Linked DNA regions of Homo sapiens: region 1 is linked to region 2. Evidence: chromatin loops called from intact Hi-C (ENCODE). Cell type or tissue: IMR-90. All regions are shown on one strand.

Region 1 (2,500 bases), 65 kb after region 2:
AGGGATGAAAAATTGTCATGAGGAGCCATTAGGAATGGCAATGTGTAGGCTTTTCCCCAGATTGCCACTTAGATAAAGTACGTTTTTCAGACTCCAAAAACCCACCACATCTTTCAGTTTTCCTTCTTTGAACTCAGCTCTTTTATTTTTTATTTTATTTTATTTCTTTCTCTTTTTTTTGAGACGGAGTCTCGCTCTGTCGCCCGGGCTGGAGTGCAGTGGCGCGATCTCGGCTCACTGCAAGCTCCGCCCCCCAGGTTCGCGCCATTCTCCTGCCTCAGCCTCCCGAGTAGCTGGGACTCCAGGCGCCCGCCACCTCGCCCGGCTAATTTTTTGTATTTTTGGTAGAGACGGGGTTTCACCGTGTTAGCCAGGATGGTCTCGATCTCCTGACCTCGTGGTCCGCCTGCCTTGGCCTCCCAAAGTGCTGGGATTACAGGCGGGAGCCAGCGCACCCGGCCAAACTCAGTTCTTATCAAGAGCTTTGTCATAAAGATCCACAAGCTGGAAATAATCTCTCCATTCTTCCATTTTCCCTTTTTGACTTCTTTTATGGCACTTGCTGTATTTTAAGGTAGATTATTATTTATGTTATTCTTATTTCTCTTACTAGAGGGGAAACTGTTGGCATAAAATGTGGTGGTTAAAGATATGTCCTGGATTCAGACAGATCTCAGGTCACTGTGTGCCCTCAAACCAATAGTCAACCTCTCTAAGTCTCAATGCCTTCTCTGAAAATGTATGTTATAACAGTAAGTGAAATGTCCACAGCATCATACAAGAGCATACAGCACTCAATATGTGTTAGCTACTTCTTTTTTTTTTAAAGATACTTTTCCTTTGTTAAATTTAATAATTTCAACCTCAGGAAGCCAGTGTTCTTAAAGCCATTTTCCTGAGGAGGATTCCACATTGCAGAGGTCACATAATTGTGAGAAAGTTATGTAGCTGGTGGATAGAAGAATCTGCATTTAAACCCAGGTTGTGTTTAGGCAACCTCTCTTTCCAGGGCAACAGGGAGCCACTATTAGATTCTATTCATAGCTGACTCGTAGTGTAAGGTTTTAATGTTTCCTTTTGTGTATCTTGTTTCCTCTCAGTGAAACAAATAGGCTCTGGTAGGGATGGGTCTTGGCTCAAGCATTCCTGTGTTTATCAACACTTCAAGACTTGAAAATTGAGAACAGACACTGCTTTTCATTCTGAACAACGACTTGTCAATATAAGGAAACATTTCCATTGTTTTCATATAAAAATGTTCCACTGATGCCATAATGCTAGTAGAGTTTACAAATATAAAGGCATAAGAAGAAAATAATTAAATTACCTTTTCTGAGAGACATATTAGTCTCTAAATTTTATTTCTTTGTAGCTTAAGAGTCAAAAGCCAGAGAACTGCAAATTTATTTTGTGGATGTTTTCCCCAAAAGGGCTCAAGATGAACATGATGACCCCAAATCATGCTAAAATCTCTTGGTCTTAGTTATTCCTCCTCTTGAAATAAAAAGGGCAGACAATGGAGATTTTAAAAAATTTAACTAGCACTCTAATAAAAAAACCTCTTAATTTTTAAACAGCCTACTTGTTTAAAAAAACAAAAGCTCATTCTTATCACTCATCTTTATTCTTCTTCAAGCTCTATCACAAGCATAAAATGGAAATTTACTAGCTTTTTTAAAGAACATATTTTACCACATAAGAATTAAAATAACAATTACTTTATTTTTTTCTCTCAGATACTGACCATACTTCCCAAATTTATACCATTACAGAAACTATTTTAGCTCTGAAATTTGAGATATTGCTGTATTCTACACAATATTTGAAGAATTTCTCAGTTATTCCCAGGCATTCATTTCGATGGAGTCTTTCTTTGGTCACTCAATAATTCAACCGGCATTTATTGAGTACCAATTATGTGCTAGGCAGTATGCTCAGTGCTGAGGGACTCAGGGCAGAAAAGATACGTTCCCTATACTCAACAACCTCTCAGAAGACATTTAATGAATAATTTTATCTTCCTGTTATAGTAAAATAAGCAGACGTGAATTCCTCTAAGCATCATTAAGTAACTTATGTTTCAAATGTGAGTCTCTCTTGCTGTAAGGCTCCACTATTTAACGCACTCAATGCACTGTTGAAGATTTCTAACCCTGAGTCTGATATTTTTATCAGTTTCATTTTAAGCCACATTTCCTGAACCCAGTGAAGGGTTTTTGCCATCCATTCATCTGATAAAGATTTGAGTGTCAATGTATGTAAGGCAACAGGTTAGTGTCTCTGCAGGCTAAAATGAATGGTATGAACAGTAAGTGGATGCAAAAACTGAATGGAAGAAATAAGGGTTTCAGCAGGGACTTTGGATAGAGAGGAAAGCATATTTTCCAGTTACTGTCACATGCGTCAGAGTTAATGAAGATAATATCCATTTAAGTGGTTGAGGATTTCCTTTCGTCAAGGGGCTTGCCAACCACCATCCCAGGTATCTATTACTGAATAG
Region 2 (2,500 bases):
ACACCATACCTATGGTCAATAATAATATATTGTACACTTAAAATTTGTTAAGAAGGTAGATCTCCTATTTAATGTTCTAACCACAATAAAATAAAAGATTAATTTAAAAAAATTGTTTAAGAAAATAGGCTGGGCGCGGTGGCTCACGCCTATAATCCCAGCACTCAGGTGGATCACCTGAGGTCAGGAGTTCGAGACCAGCCTGACCAACATAGGTAAACCCCGTCTCTACTAAACATAAAAAATTAGCTGGGCATGGTGGTGCATGCCTGTAATCTCAGCTACTCGGGAGGCTGAGGTGGGAGAATCGCTTGAACCTGGGAGGCAGAGGTTGCAGTGAGCCGAGATCGCACCACTGCACTTCAGCCTGGGCAACAGAGTGAGACTCTGTCTCAAAAAAAAAAAAAAAAAAAGAGAAAAGAAAAAGAAAAGAAACTCATAATTTTAACTTCAGTTAATGCACACTATTTTTAAATTAACTTTAAAATGTGGATAACATAAGCAATACCAAGTCATAGAAAGAAAGAAAGAATTTAAACAGAAAAGGCACACTGTTCATACTTTATATAACTAATCATGCTTTTTGTCTTTAATCTCAATATTTTCTTCTTGTTTAATGCCACATTAGGACAACTTTTGTACTTAACTATGGCCAATTGCTTGGTCCGATTCTTTTCTGATTCTCAGATAGTCATACTCTACTAGAGCTCATCTTCCTTCTGGAGAACTCCCGTCTCCATGGAAGGCCTCCTTTTTGTTTTGTGAGTTCTGTCTTACCTGTGCTGTCCAAGAAGGAAGTATATCATGCTAGTGCATGATTAGATGCAGCTGTTTTGGTTTTTGGTTTTTGTTTTTTGTTTGTTTGTTTGTTTGTCTTGAGAAGGAGTCTCGCTCTATCACCCAGGCTGGAATGCGGTGGCACAATCTCGGCTCACTGCAAGCTCCACCTCCCGGGTTCACGCCATTCTCCTGCCTCAGCCTCCTGATTAGCTGGGACTACGGGCGCCCGCCACCACGCCCGGCTAATTTTTTGTATTTTTTAGTAGAGACGGGGTTTCACCGTATTAGCCAGGATGGTCTCGGTCTCCTGGCCTCGCGATCTGCCTGCCTCGGCCTCTCAGAGTGCTGGGATTACAGGCGTGAGCCACCGTGCCCGGCCTAGATGCAGCTGTTTTTAATTAACCCCTCAGCTCTCCTCCAGAAGAATGACTCAGTATGACTTGGCGAACTGATGGTTTCTAAGGAGTCATACATATTTACAACATACCAATATGTTTAATAAAGTTAACCCATCTTACACTGTAACCCATGTTACAGTGCAACATGAAACCAATGCCTCCATCCTACTCATGAAATCCAATTCAAGTGACTAATCAGGTGGGAATGCTACTTTGCAGTGAGTGGAGGCCTCACAGTGGGAATTCAGAGCTCTGACGGACTTATTTTTCTCTTTTGAGCGAGAGTCAGGCGAGGGCTGAGCAAGACCTGAATGGGCTCCTTGGGACCATGGTGGCATATGTGGAAAGGGCACCTCTTACACATGGCTGTGTTGTGAAGCTGAAGGACAGAAAATTGGATGGGTGGTGGCTGGTCGAAACGAGAGTACGCATATTAGAGGACCAGGCTGAACACAGGAGTCAAGCCGCAGAAGCCAAGGCAGGGCCAGGAAGGGAAGAAGGCCAGACGATGTGAAAAGTGAAATGAACCAGAGGCAGCTGGAAGAAAGTCCGAGGATGAAAATTTGCCCACACCTCCCCTCCCGACTGGGGTCCTTTTAAAATATTTCTCCTGACAACTTGAAAAAGTATAGAAGATTAATAGAAAGGGGATGGGGAAACAGGTGGAATCTAAATGAGTCTCTTCCTTGAAGCAAAGATGCCAGGCCAATGCCAGGTAAGTAAGCACTGGGAATTACTATGTTGGCATAAATGAGCCAGTTTCCATGATTTCAAGGCTCACCTGGCCTGAGTATGGAAATTGTTCTTTATTTGCTCATACTGAAAATGTTGACTGAATAGAAGCAAAGTAGTACAAATATAAATTAAACATACTCCTTACTTAAACAAATTTACAAGAAGAAAACAAACAATCCCATAAAAAAGTGGGCAAAGAACATGAACAGACACTTTTCAAAAGAAGACATACATGTGGCCAACAATCATATGGAAAAAAGCTCAATAGCACTGACCATTAGAGAAATGCAAATCAAAACTACAAGATGCCATCTTACACCAGTCAGGATGGCTATAATTAAAAAGTCAAAACATAACAGTTGCTAGCGAGGTTGTGGAGAAAAAGGAATGCTTACACATTGTTGGTGGGAGTGTAAATTAGTTCAACCATTGTGGAAGACAGTGTGGTGATTCCCCAAGAATCTAAAACCAGAAATACCATTTCACCCAGTAATCCCATTACTTGGTATATAACCAAAGGAATATAAATCCTTCTATTATAAAGTCATATGCACACAAATGCTCATTACAGCACTTCTCACAATAGC

Evidence for each region. A loop is a pair of places that touch in the nucleus more often than their neighbours do. Peaks named below come from ENCODE experiments on the same cell type or tissue, not always from the same donor. Only the 100,000 strongest peaks of a DNase experiment are listed, where the experiment ranks them.
Region 1: a loop joins it to region 2, with 2.7 times the contacts of the local background. A loop is called at or near these places in 1 of 110 quality-filtered maps.

The regions. Positions count from the first base shown.
Region 1 is chr9:16,898,331-16,900,830 of GRCh38, reverse strand. No RefSeq gene overlaps it. Among named protein-coding and RNA genes, the nearest start is that of BNC2, 29 kb to the right of the region's middle. In IMR-90, no CTCF peak of the experiment used is centred here; a DNase peak (open chromatin) is centred at 1,030; H3K27ac peaks cover 333 bases.
Region 2 is chr9:16,963,212-16,965,711 of GRCh38, reverse strand. No RefSeq gene overlaps it. Among named protein-coding and RNA genes, the nearest start is that of BNC2, 94 kb to the right of the region's middle. In IMR-90, no CTCF peak of the experiment used is centred here; a DNase peak (open chromatin) is centred at 1,301; H3K27ac peaks cover 1,187 bases.